2 separate regions of the Homo sapiens genome follow, and region 2 is linked to region 1. Evidence: read pairs that join two places in POLR2A ChIA-PET (ENCODE). Cell type or tissue: MCF 10A. All regions are shown on one strand. Links, peaks and the distances in the headings refer to the core of each region. The heading gives the core; the rest is flanking DNA. Region 1 overlaps PPARGC1B (PPARG coactivator 1 beta). Region 2 overlaps PPARGC1B (PPARG coactivator 1 beta).

The links. Peaks named below come from ENCODE experiments on the same cell type or tissue, not always from the same donor. Only the 100,000 strongest peaks of a DNase experiment are listed, where the experiment ranks them.
Region 2: POLR2A ChIA-PET joins it to region 1 with 12 read pairs; 5 of 35 experiments call an interaction of 5 or more read pairs at or near these places.

What each region holds. Positions count from the first base shown.
Region 1 is chr5:149,741,692-149,752,054 of GRCh38, forward strand. The region is part of intron 1 of PPARGC1B (PPARG coactivator 1 beta); the gene reads left to right. Among named protein-coding and RNA genes, the nearest start is that of MIR378A, 14 kb to the left of the region's middle. In MCF 10A, for the core only: no CTCF peak of the experiment used is centred there; DNase peaks (open chromatin) are centred at 5,990 and 6,360.
Region 2 is chr5:149,799,945-149,810,307 of GRCh38, forward strand. All of the region lies in intron 1 of PPARGC1B (PPARG coactivator 1 beta), which reads left to right. Among named protein-coding and RNA genes, the nearest start is that of MIR378A, 72 kb to the left of the region's middle. RefSeq lists enhancers at 4,292-5,101, 5,753-6,402, 5,992-6,136 and a cis regulatory region at 6,059-6,069. In MCF 10A, for the core only: no CTCF peak of the experiment used is centred there; a DNase peak (open chromatin) is centred at 6,077.

The DNA.
Region 1 (10,363 bases), core at 4,982-7,481:
ATCTCAGCTCACTGCAACCCCCTCCTCCCATGTTCAAGTGATTCTCCTGCCTCAGCCTCCCGAGTAGCTGGGATTACAGGCGTCTGCCACCATGCCTGGCTAATTTTTTTGTATTTTTAGTAGAGATGGGGTTTCACCATGTTGGCTAGGCTGGTCTTGAACTCCTGACCTCAGGTAATTCAAACCTCTCGGCCTCCCAAAGTGCTGGGATTACAAGCGTGAGCCACCACGCCTGGCATAGCCACATAATATTCTTAACATGAACCCTGGTGTTAAAGGTTCCCAGGCAGGTGTCATCTTCAACCATGTCCTTCAAGGATGGTGATGATGATGATGATGGTGGTGGTGGTGATAACAGTCAACAACTGCTATATCCCCTTCAAGAGATCAGGCCCTGTGCCACATCCTTCACATGTGTAATCACATTTAATCTCAGAGGAACCCCATGAGGCAGTCCCACTGCTATCCCCATTTTACAGTTGGGTAGACCTAGGCCAACCCAGAGTTTGTGGTGCTGGTGCTGTTCTGCAGCTCCTCCCCTATACCAGGCAACCATGGGGGCCCCGCCATGAAGTGTCTGTCCCCTCCCTGTGCCCCTCTCCCATCTGCACCTGCACACTGCAAGGCTCAGCTCAAGTGATGCCTCCTGTAGTTCCCCCTCTCAGAACTGGCCCTTTTTGCTCTGCGATCCCCACAGTCTGCTACAGACACTTTCTGTTCCCTGCCTTCCCTCAATACTCTGCCACTCTGGTGAGTTTATTTCTGCCCTCCAGCCATCCCAAAACAAAACAGAAGGGCAGACTGGCTAAGGAGGAGAGCTCTGACTGTGCTGAGGAGTTTGGACTTGGCAGGCAGTGGGGAGTTGGCAAAGAGTTTTATTATTATTATTCATAACAGTAATAATATAAAAGAGCCAACACTTAGAGACTTATTGGTATGTGCCAGGTACTAAGCTAGGGCCATTAGGTGCTTTACCTTGTTTAATCAACTACCGGTGAGGTTGGCAGTATGGCAAATGAGAAAACAGACTTGGAGAATTTCAGTGACTTCCCCAAATCACCTAGCTAGGAAGTAGGCTGGGATTTGAACCTAGGTTTGTCTGACTTCAGAGCACATGGTCCTAACAATTGCAGTGGTGGCTAATTTGGCTAAGCACATAGAAGGACTGGAATGGTGTAACAGGAGGCATCTTTGGTGTGGCTGGGGTGGGTGGTGGGGCCCATACCCTGCCTCAGCTGTGGGGCTCAGTGGAAATCACTAGATATAGGTAAGAGGGCAGGGGGCTCAGAGTGGTGCCCTCATAGCCAAGATGGGGGTGCAGAAGAGGATTTATATGGGGAGAACATCCATTTATTCAGGGCCCACTGTGTGCCAGGTCTGTTCCTTACTCTGGCCTTCCCTGGAGCCTGGTTAAATGTAAACTGTAGCCTCAGCCCTTTATAACCTTTGTTTATGTGTTTATTCTTTTTTTTTTTTTTTTTTGAGACAGATTCTCGCTCTGTCGCCCAGGCTGGAGTGCAGTGGTGTGATCTCGGCTCACTGCAACCTCTGCCTCCTGGGTTCAACTGATTCTCCTGCCTCAGCCTCCTGAGTAGCTGGGATTACAGACGCCCACCACCACGCCTGGCTAATTTTTGTATTTTTAGTGGAGATGGGATTTCTCCATATTGGCCAGGCTGGTCTCGAACTCGTGACCTCAGGTGATTGCCTGCTTTGGCCTCCCAAAGTGCTGAGATTCCAGGCGTGAGCCACCGTGCCCGGCCCTATTTATTCTTTACTATTCCCTCTTCTCTACCCAGTTGGGACTGGAGCTCATCAAGCTGGTTTTCCATCAAATCCCAGTGACTTAACAGTCCCTGGCACACTGTAGGCCCCCAATAAATAGTTGTTGGATGACTGAATGATGAACAAATGCTGTTCGATCTTTCACAACATTTGCCTGATGTTTGCCTGGCCCAGAGGTCCTTCTTTGTGCCTGGAGACGTGCTAGGATGTGTGGGTGAGGTGAGTGTGGCAGCATTGTACCAGTCCCCACAAGGAGTCACCTGCCCTTGTCACCAAGATAAGTCTTGCACACGAAGGATCAAAGGCAAACACTTTGTGGAGCCTCCAGAACCCACTATCAGAATACACCTCCAGTGCACAGATCTTTGTGGAATGATAAACCACTGCTAGGAATCCAGTCTGTTCCAGGGCATGGCTCTGCCTCAACTGGGGAGGGGCTCAGAGTTTTGAGAGTCTTGGTATCTGCAGGGAGGTGTCTGGTCAGATGTCCCCACATCTTCCCGGGGGATTGAAACCAGCACTTTACACTAGGCCTCATGCCTATGACCCACCCACTTACTCCAGAGAGACTAGGCAGGCTGCCTGCACTCATGAGGAAGGAAGAGAAATCCAGGGAGGTGAAGGGGCAAGAGAGGACTTGGGGACCAGTGACCACAGTGCCCAGCCCAAGAAAATGAACTTCAGGCTGCGTGGATCTTCCCTTGCTTAGAATCTCCTCATATGTTGCACCTGGCACCTTTCCTGCCTAGGGCCAATTCACTCTTAGTTTGCACATGGTTCTTACAAGCTTGGCAGTCATGTCAAGCAAGGCCTCATGATATGAGAAGCAGCACATTGGTTCTGTTAGTGTGTGCCTATGTAGGCATGGGGTGAGAGGTGAGGATCTACCAGAGGCAGACACGTGGACTGCAGCACCGAAGCCAGCTTGGGGCCAATTAGTGAGGGGGCTGAGGGGTCCTGCACACCTGTCTTGTTCCTGAATACATTACTATGTGAAAGCGCAAAGCTCATTGGTGAAGACAGTGTATCGTGTCTGAGGAAAGGTACATTCTGTTCAGTGTTCTCCGAGAAAGCAAGAAAGTGTGAAGTACATTTTGGTATTACCATCAAAAATAGGAAGTCTATCAAAAGCAGGCAAAAGTTTTGGCATTCCAAGTTATTTATAAAGTTTGCATATTGTTAGCATACATAATTCCTTGATGAAGCCAGATGAATGAGTTAGTCTAGCCATAAAGCTTTCTTTGAAAGTTAATGCAATCTCTGAAAATAAGGTGTTGTCTTTTATGTTTCCAAGGCTGCTTAAGGTAGCACAAAGAGTTTGTAGCTCGGCATTAGATAAGTGCTGATTGGCCTCAAGAAACAGTGGCACTTGCGCTTAGTGATTCATAAGAGCTTGGGCTTTAGAGTCTGGTTCAAATTTTAGCTTTGTGACTTTTTTTTTTTTTTTTTTGAGACAGGGTCTTGCTCTGTTGCCCAAGCTGGTGCGATCAAGGAGGCTCACTGCAGTCTCGACCTCTTGGGCTCAAGGGATCCTCCTACCTCAGCTTCCCCAGTAGCTAGGACTAAAGGCATGTGCCACTACACCTGGATAATTTTTTACTTTTTTTAGAGATAGGGTCTTGCTATATTGCCCGGGCTGGTCTCGAACTCCTAGGCTCAAGCGATCCTATTGCCTCGGCCTCCCAAAGTGCTAGGATTACAGGCAGGAGCCACTGTGCCTGGCCAGCTTTGTGACTTTTTAGTTGTGTGATCTAAGGAGTTAGATAGCTGCTCTGTGCTCTAGTTAGCCAGCTCCCAAATGGGAATGATAATAGGACTTACCTGCCAGGCTTGGTAGAACTAATCAGTGGTTCTCAGCCATGAGTGCACATCAGAATCAACTCTGTAGTTTAAAAAAGTCATAATTACACATCTGGGGCTGTCCCAGACCTATAGAGTGAGAATCTTTGAGAGTAGGCCCTTAAGCTTCTCTGTCTTTAAAAAGCTCCCTCTGATGACACCCCTGCTTTGGTACTAAAAATCAGGTACTATTCATAGAGTGTCTGTCATGAACTCTGCCAGTTCCCTCCCCTCTCTCTTTCCTGCCTCAGTGTGGGGTACAGGCTAGCATTTAGGATGAATGACCAGGGAACAGATCGAAAGCCTCTTTATAATAATGCCCGTGGAGAGCAGGGCAACTTCTTTATCAGGCATTTCCATTTGATCTTCACATCAATCTCATGTCATAGGGAAAAGAAGTATTCCCATTTTACAGATGGGAAAATAGAGGTCTAGAGAGTGACTTGGTAGGATCCTGCCGGTAATCAGTTTTCAAATATTCGTCTTGGTCCCTGTGTTTGTCCTCCTTGATCCTCAATCCCACACCCACTTATGGGTCAGCTCATAGGAGGTGGGGGGATTAGGATTACTTTATGAGTGAATGGGTTGGAAGAGAGGAGGAAGAAGGCAGCCTGAGAGAACACAAGTCACCTGCAGACTCCCAGAGGCCAGTGACAGTTTGATGTATCAGGCCCCTTAAAGATCAGAGGGGTGCTGGTCATGGTCCCAGACCATGCAGTAGCTTAGAGGTAGCAACAGGACTAGAATCCATTTCTGATGCCTGATTCACTGCCATCCCAGCTCTGTGTGCTGCTTCCACAGTGTGGTCAGGGTGTGGCTCCACTGATAATAGAATTAGTCTTCTAGCTAGTGTAGTGAGGCCTTTGCACTTGCTGTTCCCTCTGCCGGCAACGCTCTTCCCAGGCATTGCCATGGCTTGCTGCTTCCTCACCTCCTTCCTGTCCTGTCAGGTGTCATCTCCTCAAATGACCACCATTCTACTTTCTGTCTCTATGATTTTGGTTGTGACATGGTTTCTCATACAAGTGGGATCACAGTATTTGTCTTTTTGTGGCTGGCCTATTTTACTTAGCATAGTGTCATCAAGGCTCATCTCTATTGGGGCAAATGTCAGGATTTCCTTCCTTTTTCAGGTAGAATAATATTTCACTGAATATGCCACATTTTGCTTATCCATTCATTTGTTAGTGAATACCTGGGTTGCTTTCACATTTTAGCTATTGTGAATGATGGTGCTATGAACATGGGTGCACAAATATCTCTTGGAGACCCTGACTTCAACCCATTTGGGTATATGCCCAGAGGTGGAATTGCTGGATTATATGGTAGTTCTATTGTTAATGTTTTGAGGAACCACCATACTGTTTTCCATGGTGGCTGTACCATTTAACATTCCTACCAACAGTGCACAAGGGTCCCAATTTCTCCATATCCTCTCTAACACTTCCTGTTTTCTGTTTGTTTCTTTAAATAGTAGCCATCCTAATGGATGTGAGGTGGTTATCTTATTGTAGTTTTGATTTGCATTTCCCTAATGACTGAGCATTTTTTAATGTGTTTACTGGCCATTTGCATATCTTCTTTAGATAAATGTCTTTTCAAGTCATTTGCCTGTATTTTAAAATTGGGTTGTTTGTTTTTTGTTGTTGTTGACATTTAGTTCTCTTTACATTTGAGATACTAATCTCATCAGATATGATTTGCAAATATTTTCTCCCATTCTATGTGTTGCCTTTTTATTCTGTTGATAGTGTCTTCTAATTCACAAAATTAAATAATTTTCACGTAGTCTAATTTGTCTATTTTTTCTTTTGTTGCCTCTGCTTTTGGTGTCATATCTAAGAAATCATTTTCAAACCCAATGTCAGGAAGCCTTTGCCTGCTTTGTTTTTTTCTAAGAGTTTTAGAGTTTGAGCTCTTTCATTTTTATCTTTGATCCATTTGGAGTTAATGTTTATATATGGTGTAAGGTAAGAGTCCAACTTCATTCCTTCGCATAACTGAATGTGTCTTGAATGAGTGAGTAGTTGGCTAAGTCCTTAAGCTGTACAGGCTGCCGAGCTCACCTAACCCTCCTAACAGTGTCAGGAGAAAAATACTTTTAGCACCATTCTTCACGTGAGCCTGATGCTCAGAGGGTGAGTGTGGGGCTTGGGGACATAGCTCCTTTGCTGACCAAGCCACACAGAGGTCCCCAGGGCCCAGCAGGCAGGCATGACCAGGGCCCCGCCCCAAAATATCATGCCCCAGTGCCCTAGTGGCCTCATGCCACTTTCTCCTTGGGGTTGGGCAACAGCTCCTCCCTGCCCTGTGGGTGTGGACACCAGGTACCTGCCCAGCAGCGCCTGGGGCCTCCAGCCTACTCCAGCACTGCTCTTTGTCCCAGTGGCTGAAGGAGTGGCAGCCTGGCTTGTACTTTCTGGTCCAGCCCCAACAGGAATGTGGCAATCTCCTCCCACTGTGCCTGCATCCACACCTCCCTGGTGGGGTGGGGGTGGACCATGGGCAGGCACCATAGCAGGCAAAACTAGAGGACAGTGATGGTGTCTTGGGTGGAAGCTGCTTTGCCAGAGGCCCATCTCCTGAGAGGCTAGAGCAGGCCCAGGTTGGTGAATCAGGTTCCAGGGAGAGCAGGGTGGGGTTGAGGAGTGGGTGAGGAGCCAAGCAGGAGAGGGAGGTGGAGGTTTAGAATCCACCCTAAGAGGAGAAGAAAGCCCTCCTTTGCTCAGCTGGCCTGCCAGAAGATTTTCAATGATATGGTTGTGAAACAACCAGAGGAGGGGCAGTACCAGCCGGTTCCAGGTGATGAGCACAGCCCAGGGTCTGAGGGCAAGTGGGAGGCACACGAGAACAGTGAAGAACAGAGCTCTGAGTCAGCCTGAGTCCAGGGTCTGTCAGTTAGCTGCTGACTTAGGGCATGGTACTTATTCTGCCTGGGCCTTAGTTTCCTCACCTGTGAAATGGGGTGAAGAGATATAGATATAGATATAGATATAGATATAGATATATCTATATATATATATCTCAGTGGGTAGTTGAGTTGAGAAGATGAGAAGGTACAATGTCTGAAGAGCTTAGTGCAGTGTGTCTGGGTGTTATGATCAATAATAATGACAATTACCAGTGACCAGATGGTTTGGTGACAGTTTAGTGGAGGAAGCCGTGCAGCAGTCACTCCTTGTGCACGGGAAACCAGTTGCAGATTTGAGCAAGCCTTGCTCCCTGCCCTGGATGAACAGATCTGCTGATGGCCATGGAAGGTGCCCAGGGCAGAGTGTCAAGACAACTTTTGCAGCAGAAAGGGTATTGAAGGATGAGCAGGAGCTGGCCAACATGATGGGAGGGGCCTCCTAGCCAGGGACCAGGCTGTCGTGATGGCTAGCATATCATGTGGCTGATGACTGAGCAATGAGTGGCTAGGTGAGAGGCTTGAGGGGAGGCTCTGAGCTGACTGGAGGACTCCCCATGGGGGTGAGGAACAGACAGCATGAACGAAATGTCTGGAAGAATCCAAAGATGGAACACCAAGATTCTCGTCCGAGAAACTAGCTGGAGGCTGCTCTGCAGAAGGGGAAAGGCCTTGGGGAGGTTTCAGAAGGAGAGTGACTTTGAGGGTGACTAGTTCTTCCCTGGGCCTCACAGGCAGCATGGGATGAATGGTATCACCCTGTGGACTGCACCGCTCCTCCCCAGGCCCTAGGAGTGAGTGGGGGACATGCAGGGATTTGTGTTAAGGATTGACACAAAGGCTGGGGTACAGCTTCTCATATGTAGTCCTGACTCAAGTCCCTGGCTCAATACAGCAGGAATCGGTGGGGCCAGGCACCACAGAACCACTAGGTACAGCCCTCAATAAATTTAATGATGCAGATGATACTTAGTGCCATCATAATGATTATTACTCCTATTTACCGTTATACCTGTTAGTGTGTCACTGCGAAATTCACACAGCATTTTCACATCCACAGTTCACATCCTTGTGAGGATTTTCATTTCTGTTTTGCTGATGAAGAACCCAAGGCCCAGGGATGTGAAGTGACTTACCCGCTGAGGTCACTGTTGTAGGAACTGGACGGGAATGTGAGACTTGTGGCCCTTCAGATCTGCCTGGTTGAGAAGAGAGATGTTTTTTGAATGGAGCCCCTCCGCTACTGCTGTCTGAGTTCCCTGCCTTATCTTGAATTCTTTTTGGAGCAATGATCTCCAGTCTTTTCGGAATTGCCACATCTCGCCATTGTATGATTTTGCAACAGTTGCAACTGTGAAACGCCCCCAGAAAACTGTAATCTCCATTGATCTCTATGTAATTTAGAGTTAGGGAAGAGGAAAATCTTGTTTTTTGCATCTGTGCTGGAAAGAAGAGTGTCATGGTGAGAATATTGTACCTGGAGTCTGGAGGGAGCCCTGGGCTGTTCCTCTTTGCTGTGTGACCTTGGACAGGTCTCGCCCCCTCTCTGGCCCTGAGTTTCCTAATCTCTGCCATCCTGTGACTCATTATCTTTCTAAACGTGAGCTGTTTTAAAGTGTCACAAGTCTGGGATTGTGAATCATGGGGGCTGTTTTGCTTTGGTAAATTCTGCTTGGAGCTGAACCACCAGGTACTGGATAGAGAGGGAGACTAGTTCCTGGAGACAGATGGACAGATGGAGCTAGGAAACAGTCTCATCGCAGATGGTTAATGTACTTTCCCTGCACCCAGTGGGTAATGTCAGTGTAGGTTCTTAACTCCCCAGGTTATGGCCCCTTTCCTGGTGACAGGTGCAATGCTGACTTCTCTTTGAACTGTAAGTTGGAAGAAATTTGTCATGGGATCATGTGCCTTAAACGAGTGGGTTTGGAAGGAGGAGAAGGTGGAGGAGGAACTCCAGGCAAGAGAATCCCTGATTTCCAACCTCCCCAGTGAATCACGGAACATTGGATAAGTCATTCATGGGGGTGGAAAGATTGGGTGAGAATTGGGAACTTCAGGCCAGATTTTTTTTTTTTAAAGGAGCAAGTCATTCAAAATCCTCTACTGACAGATGATATCTACAATAATTTCTTCCCCTTTTCCACAGCATTATTTTATCCACCTTGAATCATTTTTTAAAATCTATAAAACAAACTTTCTTTTAGCTGTCTTCTCTGTTTTAGTTAAAATATATATATATATATATATATATATATATATATATGTTAATAGGGGAAGGAAGGTGTCAGTGAATACTCAGATACCCCAGGGGTCTGCAGACTTGGCTGTGGGTGCTCTTTGAGGTTCAGAATGGCCATTCTTGGGCCCCAGCCCCTGGTGTCTTTCACACAGAGCTGCTTACAGAGCCGCTGCTGGCTCAACCATGAGGTCTGTAATTATTTAAAGAAAGCTCACATCAAGTGGAAAAAGAGTGAACCACATTTAACGTACCATGTGGCCAATGGGCAATTCAATACCAAAGCCATCCGATTATCTCTGGCCCGCACCAGCTGCTGGATTTTGCAGCCGGGTGCATTAGGTGACCATGGGACTGACCGGCAGGTCCAAGTACGCACGATGGGTGCCCGTGCAGGCAGCCTGGCCAGGCTTCAGCCTGGAAGACAGGATCTGTGTACATCCATAGCTGTGCTCTGAGCTTTACAGAAAAAGTTAATGTAAAAGCAATTTTGAAGAGTAAAAAAGAAGCTAATAATTATGAAATTCAAAACTTAAATGTTTTACTATAACACAGACAGTTGTTTAATTGCACTGTAATTTATCGTTAATACCAAAGTATTTTGGAGAAATAATCTTAGATTCCTTTTACTTTTATATTTTGGTTGTTTTGTTTAGCAAATGTAATATGGATTTTTTGAAAATTAATATTTAAAAATTTTCAGTATTAGGGACTAATTTGTCAGAGAAAGTAAGGTTATCCCCACCCTGCCACTTAGCAGTTTAGCGGTTTTAAATGCCTTTCAACTGAATATGGGATTATCTCTTTTTATTTATTTATTTACTTTTTTACCTTTTCTATGGTGCTGATCTTCTATGATTATATAAATTGTATTTTTTCTTGTTGCAAAAATGATATGCATTAATTTATTGAAATGTGAGAGCATACAAATAGGTAAGAGAAAGTAAAGAAAACTAATCCCGGCCGGGCACGCTGGCTCATGCCTGTAATCCCAGCACTTTGGGAGGCCAAGGCGGGCGGATCACCTGAGGTCAGGAGTTCAAGACCAGCCTGGCCAACATGGTGAAACCCCGTCTCTACTAAAAATACAAAAATTAACCAGGTGTGGTGGCACACGCCTGTAATCCCAGCTACTTGGGAGGCTGAGGCAGGAGAATTGCCTGAACCTGGGAGGTGGAGGTTGCAGTGAGCCAGGATTGCACCACTGCACTCCAGCCTGGGCGACAGAGGAAGACTCTGTCCAAAAGAAAAAAAAAAAAAGAAAAGAAAACTAATCCCAGCACCCAGAAATAACCAGTCATAGGCAGTGCTTAAGAAAATAAAGGTAACATTGTAGGTTTCACTTCTCCCCAAGCTTCTCTCCTTGGGCACACTTTTCTCACCTCTCAGCCTCCTTTTATGGGCGGATTCCTACCTGTGACCTTGAGATGGGGAGAACATAGACGGTAGTCATAGTTTAACTATCTCCTCCTTTATAAAATGGGAACAGCAATCCCTGCATTGCTGTGAGAATGCATGTATAATGGATCTGAAAGCAAATTGCCAATTGTAGAGTCATAAACAGATGTAAGGCTATGTTGCTACTTCCCTGT
Region 2 (10,363 bases), core at 4,925-7,424, 58 kb after region 1:
CATCTCGGCCTCCCAAAGTGCTGGGATTACAGGTGTGAGCCATTGCGCTTGGCTGGAATTGGGTTTTGAGGAATGAGTTGCAGCATGTATATGATAAAAATAAAAACCTTCAAAGAGTAAAGAAGGACATAAAATAGAAAGTAAATATTCTCTGACCTCTCCCATGCCTAACCAACTCCTTATTCCTATTTCCTCCAACTCCTACTATTCTTGTGTGTCCTTCTTGCAATAATCTATGGATATATGAAGTGTACCTATCTATGCATCATAAAAAAAGTGTAAACAGGATCATGTAACGTTAACATCCCCTTCCACCTAACAGCCCATCTTGGCAGTCTTCCCATAGCAGTGCACGAGGGGAGGGATGGCTTTTGACCAGTGGTGCGAAAACATTGGTGGTCATTGCAGGTCGCTAGAAAGATATCACCAAGAACTCAGAGATGAGAAAAACTACAGTGCGTATGGGGAGCTTTGATAGGAGTGAGGCAGGCAGTATTGCCAAGCAATTACGAGCCTGGTCTTTGGATTTGGAAGATCTGGGGTTGAATCCCAGTTTCAGCACTCTCTAGCTGTGTGACCCTGGGCAAATTTCTTCACTTCAATTTCCCCATGTCTTAAATGGCTAACAATACCTCCCTTTGGGACTGTTAGGCACTTTTGGTGAGAGCACTTACAACTCACAGAGGCACCTGGTAAACAGCCTCCGCTGTTTTTGCTGCTGTTGTCATGTGACAGATGGGGCAGGGGGAGCTGAGTCCCAACAGGTGGGGCCAGGTGCATGTTGGGTGTTTCAGGAGTGACATTTGGAGAGAAGAGGGCCAACCGATTGATCTGAAGCTCAAAATAGCCTGGAAGTGCAAGAACAACAATAAATAAATGGGTTCTGGATGCTTTTAAATCTTGGCATTTCCTGATCTCAGCTCAGCTGGTCCAGACAGCTTCATCAGCATTTACTGCTGAGGCGGCGGCACACGCCTCCCTTGGCCATGACCCAAAGCTGCTTTCAAGAAAATCAGATCTAGAAACGTTTGGATCTCTGGTGCCAGGCCTATGGGTCATGGACATATGGCGTGGATCAGGTAGTGTCAGGGTTTGTCCCATGTGTATGGGGAATGAAGACCTAGGGGATGAGGAGAGAGAGAGCAGGACCTTGTAGGACGAGTGGGTGATATGGGCACAAGGGAATGGCCAGGCTCCTAATCCCCTCTCCAAGTGTTTATTGAGCACTTACTATGTGCCAGGTGCCAGGGATACAGTAGTGAGCATTAATAAAATACTCATGCATATAAATGTTTAATAATAAATGCTTAATTTCCCAGTGTGCTCAGCTCCAGAAGCCTCTGTACCTTCAGAAGGCCATGAGAGCGTGCAGAAAGGCTCCTTATATGATCTGCAAGCTCAAAAAAAAGTTTCCTCCAGGAAGTAGAGTGAAGGATGAATAGGAGATAAGTAGGCAAAGCCTTTATGTGTGGGAAGCGTGTTCCGGGAGAGGGAACAGCATGCGCAGAGGCTATGTCAGGGGACAGATCCTGTCAAGTGCCAGGGGTGGAAAGAAGCCAGCAGGACTCAGAGTGGCAGTAGGGAGTGGGTGCTGGTGTGAAATGATGTGGGACAGGGAGGCAGGAGACACACCGTGCAGGACCTTACAGGCCACAGAAAGAGTTTCAGTCTTTACCTGGGAGGAATCAGAGGGAGCCAGTGGGGTCAGGTCTGTGTCTTGAGAAGATAGCTGTGGCTGCTCTGTGTCTAGCCGCCTGGTGGGGGCTGGAGTAGAGGCAGGAGGCTATGGCTGCCATTGACGTGTGAGTTGGTGGTGTGAACTGGGTCTGTCTCAGAGCATGAAGGGTTAACTCAGTGACTGGGTGTGAGGAAGCTACAGGAAGGCCCAGCAACCCAGAGAGGCTGCAGCTGTAGTTGCTTAAGGACTCTTGTGTAGTAATCTCACTGATGGCCATTGTCTTTTGAGTATCTACTTTGCACTAGACACTATGTGAAGCCCTTCTCGTTAATCCTCATAAGAACCCTAAGCAGGTGGGTGTACCCTATTTTACTGAGACCCGGAGAAGTTAAATCATTTGGCCAAGATTACACAGCTCAGCACCGCCCCGTCCCTGACCCCCGAGCTCCTCTGGTTGACGGTCCTCTGGATAAGTGTTCTCCAGTTCACTTTGACCCTTCTCAGGACTTGGCCCAAGGCCCCAGCTTCTGTCTGGTTGCTCCAGTGACCCTCAGTGTAGTGTCTGCCCTGACCTCAGGAACCAGTTCAGAGCTGGTCTGGAAGAGCATTGTCCTACACGGTCTGAAAGGACACAGCCATGTGGCCCTCGCTCCTCCGTCCCTCCTGGCTTGCTGGCTTCTGGCAGCACTCAATTTGCGACGTGAGCTGAACCGGTTGTGTCTCTGGGCTTTGCATGTTGCCTGCCTCCCGGGATTCAGATGGTCTCTGCTGCTTGTTTTTATTTTTCTTCTTGACTTCCTCTCCTCTCCTCCTTTCCCTCTGCTCCCACCCTGTCCCCATCTGTTGTGGCCCCATGGGGGTCTTTTCCTCCCCTCCCAGATGTGCAGGCAGGATTTGGGATGGAGGCAGAAGCCTCCTTCCTTCTGGCTTCTCGAGAAGGAAGGAAGCTAACAGTTTGGACAGCTGTTACCTGCCGGGCTCTGGGCTAGGCTTTTGGCATACGTGATCACACAGAGCCCTCATGACACTTCTGTGAGGCATACACAGCTTTATCTCTACAGATGGGGCAGCTGGGGCTGGGAGGACTCAGGTGTTGCATCCATGGTCACATGATAAGGATCTGACTCGATTTAAAATTTTTGGCTTCCCAAACTTAAATGTGCCTATGAATCACCTGAGTATTTTGTTAAAATGCAGATTCTGATTCAGGAGGTCTGGGATGAGTGTGAAGGGCTGCGGTATTTAATAAGCTCCAGGAGAGGCTGATGCTGCTAGTTCATGGACCACAACATGAGTAGCATAGGGAGGAGCCAGCAGAGCTCCCACTTGCCACTTAAGGGATTCTCCCACTTGAGGGTTCACCAGCCCTCAATCCACACCACCTCCACCCCCTCCACTGTCTTTCCTCCTTTTTAGGAATTGCTGATGGGGCACCTGACACTTTTCCACCCTGCCCACGTGCTGACCCTGCATGTCTCAGGGCCCTGGTTGTCTGCTCTCTGAGGTTGACCAGTGCTGGAATATGGGGGACTGAGGCTCAGAGAAGTAGAGGGACTTGTCCCAAATCTCATACTATTAGCACAGAGGATTCAGGTTGTGACTCCCCATCCAGTGTTCTCTACTATTGCTTCCACTAGGACTCAGAGGTCTTGAGATTCTAGTCCTGGTCCTGTCTTTGACTTGCTCTGTGACTTTAGGCAGCTCACTTTCCCTCTCTGAACCTCAGCTTTCCTGTTTGAAAAATGGCTTAACCTCTGCCCTGTTGTGAGTGTCAAATGGGAGAATATCTAATTTACAGCATAAAGGATTTTTATGAGCCCTGAGACCCACCAGTCCTAGTAGAGTGGGAGAAACCTAGTAGGGCAGGAAAGTGGGTTCTCGTGGTACTTACATGTGCGTATGGCAGGGGCTTCATTTGACAAAACACCTCCTTGTTCTGTCATTGAGAGAGTTCCTCGCCTCCTGCCTGTTTCTCTTAGTCCTGGGTGGCAATCAAGCATCTGATTTTCCCCCTTTCCTAGTTCAGGTGCCTGTTATTCTGTCATTAGCACACAGTAAGGAGGCCCAGGGGTGGGGAGCCTGCTGCAGTGCCACCCCCACCCCAGGACACATCCCTATTACTTGAGAAGAAGGGAGTGTGGAAACGTGTGATTCAGTTGACACAGATTCATTGTACTCGCCCAGTTCTTCGCTCTGGAACGCACTTCTACATAAGGCAGGCTCAGCTGTGGCTTAGGAGGCCAGCCAGAGCCTCGAGTCTGCAGGACCTGAGCGAGTGGTGGTCTGCTCAGCAGGCCTCCTTGGCTTCCCTTGGCCTCTGGCCCTCACTGACCACATGACCAAGGAGAGCCTGCTGGGGCCAAAGAGAACCTCTTTCCCACCAGCTTTATCTGGGAGCCTGTGGGTCTGCGTTTCTCATCATCTGACCCACTGGAAAAGGAAAGGCAGGAGTTTCCATAAGGGAATAAATGGATGCGGAAGGAAACCACCCCTCAACCCCCGGTAAAGGGGGGTTAGTGTGAGAGAGACTGCAGCCTTCACGATAGTGTGAGGCAGAGATGCCAAAACTGTCCTGGGAAATAGTGCCTCTGCGCCTCCACCCCACACCCTCCCGTCCTGCAAAGGTTTAGTAAGCACCTACTCAGTGCTTGGCACCTTTCCAGGTGCTGGGACTCAGCAAAGGACAAGGCCAGGTGCTTGGACAGTTTATATTCTGGAGAGGAGACGGATGGTCCCTGGTTCCATGCTATGCTTAAAACACAGTGATGCGGCCGGGTGCGGTGGCTCACACCTATAATCCCAGCACTTTGCGAGGCTGAGGTGGGTAGATCACTTGAGGTCAGGAGCTTGAAACCAGCCTGGCCAACATGGCGAAACCCCATCTCTACCAAAAATACAAAAATTAGCCAGGTGGTGGAGCATGCCTGTAGTCCCAGCTACTCGGGACGCTGAAGCAGGAGAATCGCTTGAACCCAGGAGACAGATTGCAGTGAGGTGAGCTCACACCGCTGCACTCCAGCTGGGGCGACAGAGTGAGACGCTGTCTCAAAAAAACAAAAACAAAAACCCACAGTGATGTAATCCCCGTGAGTGGAAGGATTGGAGTGTTGGGGAAGGCCTCTCTCACTGCGACTGAACAGTGGGAAGGTGGCCCCAGGACCTGGGGGAGGTGTCCCAGGTGGACAGCCCCAGACAGAGGGTTGTGTTCCATGGGAAGGAAGAAGGCCACCATGCCTACTGTATAGGGAGGGTGGGAGAGTCCAGGAGGTGGTGAGAAAGCAGGCAGGCTCCAGCTGCACTCGGCCCCTGAGGACTCCGGGTTTTAGTCAAGGGCAATGAGAAGTCAGGGGAGGGTTTTCAGCAGGAGAGTGAGCGATGAGCCCTGGTATCCGCTCTGCCTCCAGCTCGCTGGGCATGGTGGGCAAGCCCTGCCCCTCTTGATGGGAGCTTCCTCCTTCGTGATGTTGCCTGGGCTTCTGGAACCCAGGAAGACTCTCAAAGGTACTAACAGGTGTGGAGAACTTTCCCCTCCCCATTCTTTCAAAGTCACATAGATAACATGGGGAATGCCCACTTTGCTGGATTCTCACAGGCTGCTCAGACACCCTGAGTGGTAAATACCATGGACTTGGGGAGTGGTTTCTTAGTCTGGGGTTTGGGTCAAATTAACTATCATAGGGTCCTTAAATAGCCTACAAAGTAGTGTATATGGAAAATAGGTACGTGTATATGAGTTTATGCAAATAGAGAATTCACATGCAAGATACATCACCCTACTTCTAATGTGTAAGAAAGAAATAGAAATATGGCTATTTATTTATTTATTTGTTTTTTTGAGACGGAGTCTCACTGTGTCCCCCAGGCTGGAGTGCAGTGGCATGATCTCGGCTCACTGCAACCTCTGCCTCCCGGGTTCAAGCGATTCACCTGCCTCTGCCTCCCGAATAGCTGGGATTACAGGCGTGCACCACCACGCCTGGCTAATTTTTGTATTTTTAGTAGAGATGGGGTTTTGCCATGTTGGCCAGGCTGGTCTCGAACTCCTGACCTCAGGTGATCTGACCCACCCACCTTGGTGCTGGGATTACAGGTGTAAGCCACTGCGCCTGGCCTATTTATCTTTTTTGCCAATCACATAATGTTAAATTCACTCTGGTTAAATAGGAATATGATGGGTTGCCACTATATGACTTTTGGTTAATAAACATGGGAAACCTAATTAACTCTTTCATAATTCCTCCCATTTCAAAGCCCAGGGCCATGGTGGAGCTGTGGGGGTTCCCCAGGGAGCCCAGTGTGGGAACCACAGGACCAGATGGGCTGTGAGGCCCCTCCAGCTCCCACGCTGTGCAGCAGCAGGGGCAGCTGTGGGCCGAGCACTGCTGAGTCATCTCTCCCTCGGCCTGGTCATGTGTTGGCTGACAAGCCCAGGCTGGTGTGGAGTCCTGGCCTGGGTTATTGGGGAACTGACTTCAGCTCTGGCCTGCCGAGGCCCCCAGCCTACTGGGAAGGGGGAATCGCCAGCTACCTACTGCCTGTCCACCCACCTGAGGGTCCCCTGTCTGTTCATAAACCCCAGGAGCCGGCCACCTGAGAGGGCTGCATATCCTGGGTGTGTGAGTGCTGCCTGGGGGCTCTGGCATGACAGCAAGGCGGCAGTCAGCTCCAGGCAGCACTGGGCTGAAGGTGTGCACTGGCATCTTGCTGCCCTGTTGAGCATGACATTTCCTTAAATGCCATGAAGGGGCTGCCTGACCTTCACTCTCTTGCCAGGACCCCCTTTCTACCTCTTTCTGGGTTATTTATAACAGTGTTTACAAGAAAAAGGGCTTCTCAGCTGAGCCCTGGCCCTGCTCCCTCGGTCTCTCCTGCCAGCCAGGGCAGGAGATGCGGAAATAGAACCAGAGAACGTGGACACTATAGGACCCCAGAAAACACCTCCAGATGGAGTGTGTGGGACACTTTGTTTTTTTAGGTCTCTGGGACTTTTTTTTTTTTTTTTTTGAGACAGTTTCGCTGTTGTCGCCCAGGCTGGAGTGCAATGGTGTGATCTCGGCTCACTGCAACCTCCGCCTCCTGGGTTCCAGCGATTCTCCCGCCTCAGCCTCTCGAGTAGCTGGGATTATAGGCACCCACCACCATGCCCAGCTAATTTTTGTATTTTTAGTAGAGACGGGGTTTCACCATATTGGTCAGCTGCTCTCGAACTCCTGTCCTCAGGCCGTCCACCCACCCTGGCCTCGTAAAGTGCTGGAATTATAGGCTTGAGCCACTGTGCCTGGCCAACTTTTTAAAAAAAATTGTGGTAAAATGTACCTAACATAAAATTTACCCTTTTTTTTTTTCCTTTTTGAGACAGGGTCTTGCTCTGTCATCTAGGCTAGAGTAGTGCAGTGGTACCATCACAGCTCACTGCAGCCTCAACTTCCTGGGATCAGGTGATCCTTCCACCTCAGACTCCAGAGTAGTTGGGACAATAGGCATACGCTACTGTGCCTGGCCAATTTTTGTATTTTTTTTTTTTTTAGAGACAGGGTTTTGCCACGTTGCTCAGACTAAAATTTACCATTTATAAAGTACAAAACAGTGGCATTAAGTCCATTCACCATGTCATAAAACTATCAGCAGTCCAGCACTTTTCTGTCCTCCCAAAGTCAGGTACTTTGTCATCCTCCTGACACAGGAGGATGGCTGGCATGTCCCTAGGCACATCTGAATTTTGAGGAAATCCCACACAACATGGCAAGGAAAGGAAGCACCTGCCAGCTCATGAGCAGGGTGTCAGTGGTCGCCCCTTCAGCCGTGTGACATGAGCAACAGTCACCCTTTGCTTTCCTTCCGACTCAGGACCAAGGTCAGAATTCCAGCGAGTAGACTGCCAGAGGACATCCTGATTGCAGGAAGAACCAGGAATCTGCTCCAGTCTCTTTCTTTTCTTAAGCAAAATCGATGCATTTCACTAACTTCACTCCTTTCATTAGAAATAGGGCACGTGTTTTGTAACTCACCTCAAAGCTGAATGCCACCCCCCATCCTGGCAGGCCATTCACCATCTTTGAGAAGAATTTAATAACAGTTCCTGGAGAGTTTCTTATAAGCATTTTACAGTTTTCCTAAATACCTCATGAGGGCTGGAGCAATTCCACAGCAACTAGGAGGTTATGGGCCCCATTGCAGAGATGTTGAAACTGAGGCCCCACTAAATGGCGTGACCCGAGACATGGTCCCATTTTAGTCACCTGCATGAACAGTAACTTTCTCCATCTAATCCCGCCCAGGTGAGGGCTAAGGTAAGGCAAAGGAGGCACTTGGCTCTGGCACAAAATTTAAGGAGATGCTAAAAAACTCAGTCGTCAAGATCAATCCTATTTATATCAGTGTTTAAAAAATAATTGATATAAATATCCATGCTGAACAAAATATCCAATTTTAAAACAAAGGCAGAAACAGCAACGGGGCCATGCGTAGCCCTACAGGAACCGAGGCAAGAGGGAAAAAATTGGCACCACTGACCTCACCTTTACTTAGAATTTTGGTATTTTGTTAATCTTGGGTGGATATTTTGCATTAATTTTAAAATTGCATTAAAATATGATCTACCTTGATGACTGAGTATTTTGATGTGTAAGGCACCCTAATTCCAGCCCCAGCTCCACCTCCCAATTTCTGTGAACTACTGGAACAGCTGACCCCTGCCTTCAGGTCCCCAGGCCCTGGGGTCCTTGGATGCCAGGGCCTTTCACTCCTGAGAGTCAAGAGAGCAGCTGAGGATGGCATTTGATCCCTGCAGTCTATTTTTGTGCCTGCCCTTCAGCAACTGATAAAATGTTGCTCTCGGTAGAGCTGATGTGTTGAAATGGTGAGTGTTGATGTCAGGTGGTTTGTGTGATCATGTATCTTCATTCTTGACCTTGTAGAGGGGCCTGGAACCAGGAAAGAAACTGAACTCTCAGCGTTTTTGCCCCCCACAGACTTTGACAAAACCTGAAATTGTTATCTGGTGACTGAGGCTGCCAGGAAGCTTGGTCTTGTCTTGGGGCTGTGTGGAAAAAATGCACATGTTGCGCTCTCTTGTTTTTGTACACGGTCCTATACCCTTTACAAGACACTCATTTTGTTTCTTGAACGCATGTTTATTGAGCACCTACTATGTGCCAGGCATTATGCTGGGCATTTGGGATACAGTGGGCAACAAGGCAAACCCAGACACAGCCCCTGCTCACATGGAGCTGCCAGTTGTGGGAGGCAGCAGTAAACAAGTAGATAAATTAGTAATGGGGGTAGTTCTGGAGATGGATGGTGGTGATGGCTGCATAGCAATGTGGGTGTACTTAATGCCACTGAACTGCACACTTAAAAATGTTTAAAATGGGCCAGGCATGGTGGCTCATGCCTATAATCCTAGCACTTTGGGAGACCAAGGCAGGAGGACTGCTTGAGCCCAGGAGTTTGAGACCGGCCTGGACAACACAGAAAGACCCCTATCTCCACCTTAGATAGATAGATAGATAGATAGATAGATAGATAGATAGATAGATAGATCCATCTCTACCATAGATAGATAGATAGATAGATAGATAGATAGATAGATAGATAGATCCATCTCTACCATAGATAGATAGATAGATAGATAGATAGATAGATAGATAGATAGATCCATCTCTACCATAGATAGATAGATAGATAGATAGATAGATAGATAGATAGATAGATAGATCCATCTCTACCATAGATAGATAGATAGATAGATAGATAGATAGATAGATAGATCCATCTCTACCATAGATAGATAGATAGATAGATAGATCCATCTCTACCATAGATAGATAGATAGATAGATAGATCCATCTCTACCATAGATAGATAGATAGATAGATAGATAGATAGATAGATAGATAGATAGATAAGCAAGCAAGCAAGCTGGGAGTGGTGGTGTGCACCTGTAGTCCTAGCTACTAAGGAGGCTGAGGCGGGAGGATTGCTTGAGCCCGGGAATTCAAGGCTGCAATCAGCCATGATCATGTTACTGCACTCCAGCTCGGGCGACAGAGTGAGATCCTTTCTTAAAAAAAAAAAAAAAAAAAAAAAAAAATTAATCAATTTCATGTTATTTATATTTTACCACAATTTAAAAACATACTGATAAAAGGAGGCAGGGGATAGCAGAGAATGATAAGTGCTAATCGAGGGAATTCCAGCAGGGTGCTAGGTAGGCCAGAGACGGGATGGCCATTTGGGGTGCAGTGGTCAGGGAGGCCCATCTGGGGAGGGACGTTCAACCTGGGATGAGGATAGAAAGAAGGGAGCCGCTATGGGAGATGAAGGAGAGAGAAGGCGTTCCAGGCTGAGGAAGGCTCCAGCACAGAGGCCCCGGGGTGGACACTCAAGCCACACAACTGTTCCAGGAGGGAGGCTGGTCTTGAGAGATGCGGAGAGGGCAAGCAACTCCCTGTAACTAGCAAGTTATGAGCCAGGGCCAGCCCTGCCTCAACAAAGCCTAACAACATGTACCTGTACATCATTTTACAGTTTAGCAAGTGCTTTCCTGCCACTCTCCTTTGAATTCAAGAGGCCCTTGAGTTCAAGTGCATAAAATTGACTGTGAGTGCAGGCAGACACAATGTGTATATTACCCTGCCTTAAAACACCTTGCGCAGAATATACTTCAACCTTATTGTTTACAAA